Regions from separate parts of the Homo sapiens genome. Here all the other regions are linked to region 2. A link is a contact called in ENCODE Hi-C or POLR2A ChIA-PET data. All regions are on one chromosome and are shown on one strand. Each heading gives the region's core, a stretch centred on a gene start or an enhancer-like site at or near the end of the contact. The rest is flanking DNA. Distances are from core to core; before and after follow the strand shown.

Region 1 (4,038 bases), core at 1,033-3,532, 300 kb after region 2:
ACAAGGATTTATTTAATAGAAAAGTTGAGTGTGTGGCTTGCAATCCAACATCTGGAACTTAATCAGAATCAGACAGAGATCTTACTGAAAATATTCGAACACACAGAAGAGAACTCTTGGAGGTGCAGCAAGGCAGAGGTGGAAGGTACAAACTGGGCGGGGCTCAGAAATTCCAGGGCATGCTCTCCCCTCACCCAATCCTCACCAGCGTTGCACTCCTCAACCTGCAAAACTCGAATCCATGGGAAAAGCGTTTCTTTTTCTTTTTCTTTCTTTCTTTCTTTTTTTTTTTTTTTTGAGGCAGAGTCTCGCCCTGTCACCCAGGCTGGAGTGCAGTGGCATGATCTTGGCTCACTGCAACCTCCACCTCCTGGGTTCAAGTGATTCTTGTGCCTCAGCCTCCCGAGTAGCTGGGACTATAGGTACATGCTAACACACCTGGCTAATTTTTTGTATTTTTAGTAGAGATGGGGTTTCACCATGTTGGCCAGGCTGGTCTCAAACTTCTGACCTCAAGTGATCTGCCCAGCTCAGTCGGTCTCCCAAAGTGCTGGGATTACAGGCACGAGCCACCACGCCCAGCCAGGAAGAGTGTTTCAATGAATGTCAGAGATGATCCTGGATACAGGCACAAAAGTGTCCTGCAAAAAAAAAAAAAAAAAGAAACCCAAAAGTCTTTTGAAGCTGGAAGCCTAGGCCACATGTAGGAATCTGGGGTGGGGACCAGGGGTCCTGCATCCTGCTATTCCTTGGCAACAAACCCCAGCAGGCTGTGTGTATATTTAGGAGTCTTGTTCTTGTAAGCCACAGTTGACGGATCCTTTTCCCAAACAGGGTCCTTATGAGACACTCCAGGGGCTAGTCCTAGCAGCAAGGCCAGGTAAGTTGTCAACCTGAAAAGGTAACTCTGAGAAGGACAACTGAGGCATGGAGGAAATGTGAAGCCACAGAAGGAGCAGAGGCCGGGGCAAGAAGCACAGAGCCTGGAGATTGACCCCACCTAACCCTAGGGCTCTGAGTTTCTCCTTCCAGCCTTCCCCTGCTCACCGCCTGGAAGCATACCCAGCCAGTCCTGGCTGAAAGTCCCTGCTGGAGCCTTGGAGATGTAACTAGACTCTTCTAGCAGCCAATGTTGGCGCTCCACCCAGACCCACTCAGCTTCCTTCTTACTGTGTGCTTGTGTTTTGCTTGGCTGGGATGACTATGAGATGTCACTCACACTCTAGATAGAGTCCCCTGCAAGATCCAGTGGGAACCCCCCTCCCTGGGGCTTTTATCTCAGATTGTACCTGTTACAGGTTGAATTGTATCCCCCCAAAGTATATACCCAGTGCCACACAATGTGACTGTATTTGGAAATAGGCCATTGCAGATGTAATTAGTTAAGACAGTGGGCCCTTTATAAGAAAAGAGGAATCTGGGCATGGAAACAGAGACACACAAGAAGCTAGCCATGTGAAGACTGAAGCAGAGATTGGATTTATGGGAGTTACTGGAGCTACCACAAGCCAAGGAATACCTGGGGCCACTACAAGCTGGAAGGGGTAAGGAAGGATTCTCCCCTAGAGACTTTAGGGAGCATGGCCAACCAGCACCTTGATGTGGGACTTCTGGCCTCCAGGACCATGAGACAATAAAGTTCTGTTGTTTGAAGCCCCCCAGTCTGCAGTGCTTCGTTTTGGCAGCCCTGAAAGCCCACCTTCATCTCAGCCTCTGCCCTGTCCTGGCCTGCTTCTGCAGCTTCCTCATCTCCCTGGAGGCACTTTTTTAAAAAATGATTGCCCACAAATCCTGGCCTGAAGAAGCCAGTGTTGGTGTCTAAACCCACACTCCTTCTCACCAACACTGGAGCTCTGAGGAGCAGGGAGATCCGGGTCTAAAGCGCCAAGTGCACTGCAGAGACTGCGGAGACCACAGGGGCGTGGCGCCGGCCCCAGGAAACCATGAGTCAACCTTGAAAGGGGAAAGCCTGGCCACACCAAGGGGCGCCAAAAGGGGAATTTCCAAGTCATCACTCTACTCAATATAAACGAATCGCCGGGTCCTTCCATCATTCAACAAGAGCTTTCTGAGCAATTACTCCAAACATCCCCAGGTGTGGTGGGAAACACAGATCCTTCCTTGAAGAAGCAGGGAGGGGCTTTGACTGTGAAAGCCATTGATTTCTTGTGATCTGCATGAAGACAGTCACCCGGGGCTCACGTGCTGGTGCTGCTTCTCCTTTGCCAACCGTCCTGGCCCATCCTGAGCTCTGCCCCAACTTGGGCCCATCTTCCTCCTCTGGCCTTATGACACAGTGGCCGGGCTTTCCGATGCCCTGCCTGGGACCACGCCACCGCTGCCTGCTGTCTCGGGTCTCACAAAACCCAGGGCGTGCTGAGCAGAAGGAACCTCATTCCAAGCCCTTATTCCAAGAGGGGAACGTGGAGGCCCGCACAGGTCAATAACCAGTTCAGTGTCACACAGCATCTGTGACCGGAATTCAAGTCACTTTATGAATAACACATCTAAGGTTGTGGGATATGGTACAAGTTGGGAATCCTGCAGATCCGAGCTGGAATCATCCCACTCCAGAGACCTTGGGCACATTACTAAGCTTGCCTGAATCCCTTTGCCGTCTATAAAATAGATCTCACAGCATCTACATCATGAGTCATGTCAAGGCTAAAATGGGAAAACCTATGTTATCTTAGCACAATTCCTGACACATACTAGTAGACAATGTATGATAACTATTACTTAATGATAGTTATACTTACAAAAATTATCTTATTATTCTCTAGTTATTATTCTCATTCTCCAGTTGCCTCCACTTTAGTAAGCAAAATTCTGTAGAATATTACTTTCTTTTGTTTGTTTTTGAGACAGGGTCTCGCTCTGTCACTCAGGCTGGAGTGCAGTGGTACAATCTCGGCTCACTGCAGCCTCAACCTCTTTGGCTCAAGCGATTCTTCCCCCTCAGCCTCTCAAGTAGCTGGGACTACAGGCACATGCCACCAGGCCTGGCTAATTTTTGTATTTTTTTTTTTTTTTTTTTTGTAGAAACAAGGTTTCACTATGTTGCCTGGACTTGTCTTGAACTCCTGAACTCAGCGATCCACCCGTCTTGGCCTCAAAGTGCTGGGATTACAGGCGTGAGCCATCGTGCACATCCAGAACATTATTTTCTTTTATGTCTGGGACTAGCATCTGTAAAGTTTCTCTGTAAAGAGCCAGATAGCAAATATTTTAGATTTTAGGTTTTGTGGGCTAGGTCGTCTCTGTCATAACTATTCAACTTAGCCACCGTTGCACAAAAGAAGCCATAAATAATATGTGAGCAAATATGTGTGGTTGTGTTAGAGTGAAACTTCATTTACAATAACAAGTGTCCAACCAGATTTAACCTGCAAGCTGCAGTGTGCCAATACCTGATCTAGGACCCTTATAATTGATGATCACACAGTCGTATCTGACACAAAGCCAAAAAAAACCTAAGTGAATTTAGCATAACTTTAAAGTGTATTTTATAATATTTTTAAAGTCGATAATCTGTGTCTAACAGAAATTTGATCAATCAGAAATTTTATTAAGAATGACAATAAGCCAGGAGCAGTGGCTCACGCCTGTAATCCCAGCACTTAGGGAGGCTGAGGCAGGTGGATCACCTGAGGTCAGGAGTTCGAGACCAGCCTGACCAACATGGAGAAACCCCGTCGCTACTAAAAATACAAAATGAGCCTGGTGTGGTGGCACATGCCTGTAATCCCAGCTACTCAGGAGGCTGAGGCAGGATAATTGCTTGAACCTAGGAGGTGGAGGTTGTGGTGAGCTGAGATCACACCATTGCACTCCAGCCTGGGCAACAAGAGCGAAACTCCATCTCAAAAATTAATAATAATAATAATAATAATAATAATAATAATAATAATGACAATAGTAATAATTAGCACCAGACAAAGCATTTTACATACATGATCTCATTTAATCTTCACTACAGCTCTGTGAGGTAGGTATTATTATATAATAGCTCCATTTTACGAGTAGCTAATCTTCAGA
Region 2 (3,901 bases), core at 979-3,478:
CAGGGGAAGGGGAACATCACACACCGGGGACTGTTGTGGGGAGGGATAGCATTAGGAGATATACCTAATGCTAAATGACAAGTTAATGGGTGCAGCACAACAACATGGCACATGTATACATATGTAACTAACCTGCATGTTGTGCACATGTACCCTAAAACTTAAAGTATAATAATAATAAAATTAAATTAAATTTTAAAAAAACCATCAGATCTCATGAGAACTCACTATTATGAGAACAGCAGCATGGGGGAACCACCCCTATGATCTAATCACCTCCCACGAGGTCCCTCCGCCAACATGTAGGGATTACAATTCGGATTACAATTCAAGATGAGATTTGGGTGGGAACACAGAGCCAGACCATATCACTGCCTAATTACCAAAGTATTTCTTGACATAATATTTTAACATCAGAAAAGTTTCCACAAAACCCCAGTGGGTGAGAAAGCCCATCTGAGCAGAACATGTGTACTAAATTAATCAGTAAATGTGTATATTGCCTCCATCCTAAAGGCCCCATACATAAAGATTAAGATATTTTTAAGAATTAATATTATTAAAATAAAGATGCATTCTATTAAAGTGCATTCTAAGAGGCATCTTTACTGAATTTCAACACAGAAACACTCCTTAAAACAGAAAATTCCATTCCCCAGGTCCTCTTCATGCAGGAGAGATGCTCAACATGAAATGCCATTCACAGCTCAGAAAACCTACCCCCGCAAGAGCACAGAGATGCTAACATTCAAAGAAACACAACATGTGTTGCATCACAAATTTGGTTAGGAAGAAAGATCTGATTGCAGTCAGATATTTACTCTTGAGATAATATTGTTGCAAGACTTCCTCCCCACAGAATGAAATCTCTTCTTTTCCACTCCCACGGTATGAAGGTCACTTTGCATGTTTGTTCCCTCAACTGGTACATGTGGAAAGTTCGGAGCTATTTTTCCCTTTAAAATGTTAGAAAGAAACTCTCTTCTTCTCATATGACTGACACTTTCTAAAACACTCTTATCATCTCAGGAAATACACCCTGAGGGACTGGAGAAGACATGAGAAATGGTAAAAATGTTTCTGCTCACAAAATTACTACAGCCTGCTGCACAAGGCAAAGGGTCTCGTTTAAGAGCAAGGAGACACAAGTGCCTATCAATGTCAAAGTAGTAATTTGGATAATAATAACAACAGGCACACTTTGTTTTTTTTTTTCTTTAACTTTCATTTTAAGTTCAAGGGTACATGTGTAGGATGTGCAGGTTTGTTACATAGGTAAATGTGTGCCATGGTTGTTTGCTGCACAGATAATCCCATCACCTAAATATTAAGCTCGGCATCTATTAGCTCTTCTTCCTGATGCTCCCCCTCTCCCCACACCACCCCCTCTGACAGGCTCCAGTGTGTGTTGTTCCTCTCCATGTGTCCATGTGTTCTCATCATTCAGTTCCCACTTATCAGTGAGAACACGTGGTGTTTGGTTTTCTGTTCCTGCATTAGTTTGCTGAGGATAATGGCTTCCAACTCCATCCATGTCCCTGCAAAGGACATGACCTCGTTCTTTTTTATTGCTGCATAGTATTCCATGGTGCATATGTATCACATTTTCTCTATCCAGTTTATCACTGATGGGCATTTAGGTTGATTCCATGTTTTTGCTAACAGTGAATAGTGCTGCTATTGTGATATGCATGCAAGTATCTTTATAATAGAATGATTTATATTCCTTGGGGTATATACCTAGTAATGGGATTGCTGGGTCAAATGGTATTTCTGCCTCTTGGTCTTTGAGGAATCACCCCACTAATTAACACACTTTGAATATTTACTCTGGGCCAGGCACTGCTTTAAGCACTTCATATGAATTAATTCATTTAGCTCTCAGAACAGCCCTAAGGGGGAGGCACTATTCTTATCCATTTGGCAAGTGAAGAACGGACATAGAGATGTTAAGCAACTTGCCTAAGGTCACATAGCTAGCAGGTAAGTGGCAGTGCCAGAATCAGACTCTAGAGGTGAGGCCCCAGAGCTTGTGCTCTTACCATTTTTCTATATGTATGCTTTGTGTCACCTGATATATTTGAAAAAAGTCACATGAGACTAATTTTGTTTCAATGCCAGCCAGCTGTATCAATGACCTTTAACTTGTTCTTGCATGGCCAAAGAGTTCCAGATTGACTCAGGGCCCAGGTGAAGGTCCACAGAGACTCTTTATTACCAGTGGGTGGCAATGTTGTCCCATGAAGCCATCGTGGTGCAGTGTAAGGCCTGGCATGCTCCTTAAAGGTGGAAAGACGCCACTTTGTGGATAGGTCATTCTGGGTACCCCTAAGAATGCAGTTTCTTCAAAGCATTCAGGATAATCCCGCAGGGGGAGAGAGGGAATTAGAGGAATGCCCAGGAAACTGTTCATTGAAGTGATTCTTCCCGTCCTGCCATAATATCTCCAGTATGTCTCAATCATAAATAAGACATTTGTCTTCCCACTAGGGCATGTCTTTCTTAGGGACAGAAACTCTGTAGCCTTTGTAACTACAATTTTACTAGCATATGGTAGATGAGTAAATGGATGAATGAGTTCTTCAGAGGCAATCAATTCTATTTCAAGGAACAATCTAAGAAAGAGCTTCAGAGTCCTCTGTGGTTGTCCAAAATGAATCCAGACATCATTGGTGACCCTAGGATGTGTTTAGTCACCCAAGAATCCTCAGAATAGAATAAACCAAAGAAAGCCTCCCCAAATTACCCTGGTCTGAGCTCTTGAAATTGCAATACCCAATGTGCCCTTCCACTGACCTGGCCCTTTTGCAAAAGGGTCACAGCTTAGGCAGAACAAATGTCAAGCTAACTTCTGGGTAATTTCAACAAAATGGGCCCAGTAACCGATGCAGTCAAGGGCTTTCCCAAAGAGCTCCATAATAACCCAAGGACAGAGCCACCATATGAAGCTCTAAAAAAGGAACTTTTTGTAAAACTTGAGATACTCTAAGGAAGGTCCTCTAATCTAAAACATTTTTAATAGCCTATTACGTGTCTGACATACCAGTATTAATGCTAAGCCCTTGACATTGGATAATTTATGATACATCCAGAAATCAGTTAGGTTTTTTGACCATGAAAAATGAAGGAAAGAAATGATCTTAAGGCTGTCTATTCTTCCAATTTTTAGGTAAAAATTAATAAAAATTAAAATACATACCTATGTCTTTTTTAAAAAAAAACCTACTAGAGTATTTATAAAGGTCAGAATTAGCAAAATACATACTTTTTTCTTTTTTAGGATGTTATCAAACAGCAAGGACTTGCTTTCTTAGTTATAGATATGCTAGGCTCTGTGTACCCCCTTAGTATTAGTTTATTAAAGCTAGTAAGCCTGAATTTGGTTTATTCTGACAGGTATAAAAGAACATAAATTCATTATAGAGAATTTGAAAAATATAGAAAGTTCTGAAGAATATCCAAGAGATTATCTCTATAGACTTTTTGATGCACGTTCTTCCAGGCTTTTACGGACTTTTACACATTTCATATATATACATATTACAATTAAAACACAATTGTAGAGATGCTGTGTTGCTCAGGCTGGTCTCCAACTACTGGTCTCAAGTGATCCTCTCACCTCGGCCTCTTTTTTTTTTTTTTGAGACAGAGTCTCACTCTGTCACCCAGGCTGGAGTGTAGTGGTGCGATCTCGGCTCACTGCAAGCTCCACCACCCGGGTTCATGCCATTCTCCTGCCTCAGCCTCCCAAGTAGCTGGGACTACAGGCGCCCGCCACCACGCCCAGCTAATTTTTTTGTACTTTTAGTAGAGACAGGGTTTCACCGTGTTAGCCAGGATGGTCTCGATCTCCTGACCTTGTGATCCGCCCACCTCGGCCTCCCAAAGTGCTGGGATTACA
Region 3 (3,672 bases), core at 996-3,495, 350 kb after region 2:
AAACTATCACTCTTCTAAATGAATTAGCACTCACCTTCATGTATCAGGGGATGTTCCACAGATGTTCTGCTGGCTCAAAGGATTTGCATCAAAGGCAACTCCACCTCCCACAGCACAAGTCAGGACAGGAAGAACAATCTGGACTTTAATTTATCCACACTAAGATGTGGGAGTGTTTCCACTCTGATTGTCTGCGAGCTTTTCTTGTGCTTTTAAGCCCAGCCCAAGTCAAAGTGGCACTTACCCACTTATGCTGGGAAATGGATTGCATTATTGTTAACTAAAAACAAAAGCAAAAACAAAAACACTCAACTCTACAAAAAAAAAGGATCATCTGAAAGACCAGAAACAACTAAAAGAAGTGACTAACTTTTAAATTTTCTCTTCAGGAAGTCCTTACAAATGTGGTAATAGCTGAAACAGTGAGAGTATCTTTAGCTTGAAATGAGAAATACGCAATCATGTTAACTGTCTTTAGACAATGAAGGAGATGAAGGAAAGAAAATAATGGTAGCTGACTCCAAAAAGAGGCTTACAAATTCTTATTTACGTCTAAAGGAAAACATACTGAACTGAGAAACCAGAGCTTCAGTTTAGCCACTAGTAATAATCATCATTAATAATTTGTGGAGCTCTTACTGTGTGTCAGGCATAGTACTAAGAACTTCACATTAATTATCTCTTTTAATCTTCACAACAATCCTATAACATCAGGAGTATTTTTATTCCCACTTTATAGGCAAGGAAACTGAGGTCAAAACAGTAAGCAACATGTCCTACATGGGTGGTGGAGCCAAGACTTGAACCAAGGCAGCCTGACTCTCAGTTTCCTAGCAATCAAAGGTTCAAATTAGATTATTTCTAGGATCCCTTCTAGTACCACAATTTTGCAACCGTTTGTAATGGACTGACAAAACCACGAGAAATAAATAGACCGGGGAAGAGATTATGATGCAAAAGGAAAGAAAACTAAGTTTTAAAACAAGCTATGCTTTCCAGCCCCACATTTTAATTTTTAACCCATTCCCCATCTTCCTTAGGCAATGTTCCACTAAGTAGGAGGAATAAGGGTGAGAAAGAGAGCTAGTCTTTTACCTAGAAGATTATAATTATGAGATATTTAAAATTCCAGCCAGGCGTGGTGGCTCACGCCTGTAATCCCAGCACTTTGGGAGGCTGAGGCAGGTGGATCACCTGATGTCAGGAGTTTGAGACCAGCCTGACCAACATGGCAAAACCCCATCTCTACTAAAAATACAAAAAAATTAGTCAGGCATGGTGGCAGGCACCTGTAATCCCAGCTACTCGGGAGGCTGAGGCAGGAGAATCGCTTGAACCCGGGAGGCAGAGGTTGCAGTGAGCCAAGATCGTGCCATTGTACTCCAACCTGGCGACAAGAGTGAAACTCTGTCTCAAAAAATAAATAAAATAAAATAAAATAAAATTCCATTATAATATACTATAGAGAAAAGCTAAATGCTAGCACAAAAATAGCAAGCATTTCTTGAATTTATTCAACCAATACTTAGTAAACACCTATTACATGCATAACAGCTCACTAAAGGTGTTGTGTATTAAATAGAATTCTGGTTAAGACAAGACCAATTGAGCATATACATTTATCTCTACTCTCTCAGGAAACTCCACAAAAATTATGGCAAAGATATAGAACCACAAGACAAAACAAATGGGAAGAGGCAACAGCAAATAAGAGATGTCAACAAATCTTTGGAAAAAGAGAAATGAATCAAGCCATAACTGAACTGGTAAAGATGAGAAAGCAGAAACCTAGAAATGCCTAATAAGGTTGCCAACAATAAGCAAACATAATTATGCCACGGAATCTCATACGGCTCAGGATTTGAGACACTAGGTAGGTAAAATCAACCCTCATTACTCACAGCTTCCTTATTTGTGAATTCACCTACTTGCTAGGAATTATTTGTAACCCCCCAAATCAATACTCACAATGTTTTGCGGACATTCACAGACACATGCCGTGGTGAAAAACTTGAGTTGCCTGATGCACATTCCCAGCTGAGGTGGAACAAGCTGACACTCTGCCTTCCTGTCTCAATTTTCATACTGCACACACATGTCTTTTCATGGTCTATTTAGTGCCATGCTGGTTATTACTATTTTTTTTTGCAATTTTTTGCCTTTTATGAGTGATTTTGCTGTTTCGAATGCCCCCCAAGCAGAGTGCTGGAGTGCTGTCTGGTGTTCCTAAGCAGAAGGAGGCTGTGCCTCATGGAGAAAATATGTGTGTTAAATAAGCTCTATTCAGGCATGAGTCATAGTACTGTTATTAGCCATGAGTTCAATGTTGATGAATCAACAATGTATATTAAATAAGGTGTCTTTAAACAGAAACACACACAAAACAAGGTTATGTATTGATTAGCTGACAAAAATGTTGTGACCAGAGGCTCACAGGCACCTAACTCTATATTTCCCCCACAGAGAATAATTCAGTATTTTCTTTTTTTCTTTTTTTTTTTCTTCTGAGACAGAGTTTCGCTCTTGTTGCTTAGGCTGGAGTGCAATTGCGCCATCTCAGCTCACCGCAACCTCCACCTCCCGGGTTGAAGTGATTCTCCTGCCTCAGGCCAGCCTCCCATGTAGCTGGGATTACAGGCATGCGCCACCAAGCCCAGCTGATTTTGTATTTTTAGTAGAGACGGGGTTTCTCCATGTTGTTCAGGCTGGTCTCAAACTCCTGACCTCAGGTGATCCACCTGCCTCGGCCTCCCAAAGTGCTGGGATTACAGGCATGAGCCACCACGCTCAGCAGTATTTTCTAATTCAGTGTTTGTGGCGATTTTATTGAACATAATTGCCAGGAATAATGAAGGAATAATGAGAATTGACTATACCTCTGAAACAAAAATCATAAGATTGGTTGAAAATCTGAAAAAGAAATAGACTACCTAATCCTAACCCCACAAAGCCAAATTCATTAAATTTCTCCCATCCCAACAGCAGATGGGGGGAAAAAACTTGAAAGAAAGGCAATGCAGAAAGCAGAATATTTTTTAAAAGAAATATTAGTTAAACCTTCATAGAAAATAAGAAAAAATGTTGTACCCACAAAATATGAATAGGATGCTATGATAAAGGCATAATTAGAGAACAAGAACTCTTGGAGATTCAAAATATGAGAGCTGAAGTCTAAAGACTAGAAAATAAAGTTGAGGAAATCTTCCAGAAGATAGAAGAAAAGACAAAGAGATGAAGAATAGCCAACATCTGACTACCAGCAGTACAGAAGCACAGAACAGAGGAATGGAGGGAAAGAAATAATGAGAGAAGTGATACAATAAAATTCCCAAGAATTGAGGAACATTTGTTTCCAGATTGAAAGGGCCCACTGTAAACAGCATAATAAATGAAAATAAATCTACACTGAAGTACAAAACAGTGAAGTTTCAGAATATCAAGAATAAACAGAAAAAAAATGTTTCCAGATAGGAAAAAAATAAGTCACATACAAAGGATCAAGGATGAGAATGGCTTTAGACTTAATAACAAAACCAGAAGTTAGAAAGCAATGGATCAATTCCTTTATAACTCTATTGGAAAATTATTTCTCACCTAGGATGCTCTACCCATCCAAATGATCCATCAGAAAGAAAGGTAAAACAACGTTCTTGAAACTGCATTTTCCAACAT

Evidence for each region. Hi-C counts contacts between places; a loop is a spot of excess contacts on that map. ChIA-PET counts read pairs that join two places held with the same protein, here RNA polymerase II (POLR2A). Pooled maps may share reads with other maps.
Region 1: a loop to region 2 is called in a pooled map, with 2.3 times the contacts of the local background. The contact joins two enhancer-like sites. A Hi-C loop is called at or near these places in 2 of 50 pooled maps. POLR2A ChIA-PET finds 5 or more read pairs at or near these places in 3 of 52 experiments (H1, T-cell and naive thymus-derived CD8-positive, alpha-beta T cell).
Region 3: a pooled map shows a loop between it and region 2 (2.5-fold over the local background). The contact joins the promoter of IL31RA here to the enhancer-like site in region 2. A Hi-C loop is called at or near these places in 1 of 168 maps with a recorded cell type or tissue (mammary epithelial cell) and 4 of 50 pooled maps. POLR2A ChIA-PET finds 5 or more read pairs at or near these places in 1 of 52 experiments (MCF 10A).

Annotation. Positions count from the first base shown.
Region 1 is chr5:55,901,460-55,905,497 of GRCh38, reverse strand. All of the region lies in intron 8 of IL31RA (interleukin 31 receptor A), which reads right to left. Among named protein-coding and RNA genes, the nearest start is that of IL31RA, 52 kb to the right of the region's middle. RefSeq lists enhancers at 1,596-2,095, 1,657-2,306, 2,096-2,597. Within about 2 kb of position 2,282, at least 2 of the 41 ENCODE cell types and tissues checked have a DNase peak (open chromatin) inside an H3K27ac peak, as active enhancers do.
Region 2 is chr5:56,199,632-56,203,532 of GRCh38, reverse strand. The region is part of intron 2 of ANKRD55 (ankyrin repeat domain 55); the gene reads left to right. Among named protein-coding and RNA genes, the nearest start is that of ANKRD55, 32 kb to the left of the region's middle. Within about 2 kb of position 2,228, at least 2 of the 41 ENCODE cell types and tissues checked have a DNase peak (open chromatin) inside an H3K27ac peak, as active enhancers do.
Region 3 is chr5:55,849,930-55,853,601 of GRCh38, reverse strand. IL31RA (interleukin 31 receptor A) reads right to left here and starts at 2,245. Exons shown (of 15, transcript NM_139017.7): 1 at 1,969-2,245. The coding sequence starts at 2,031.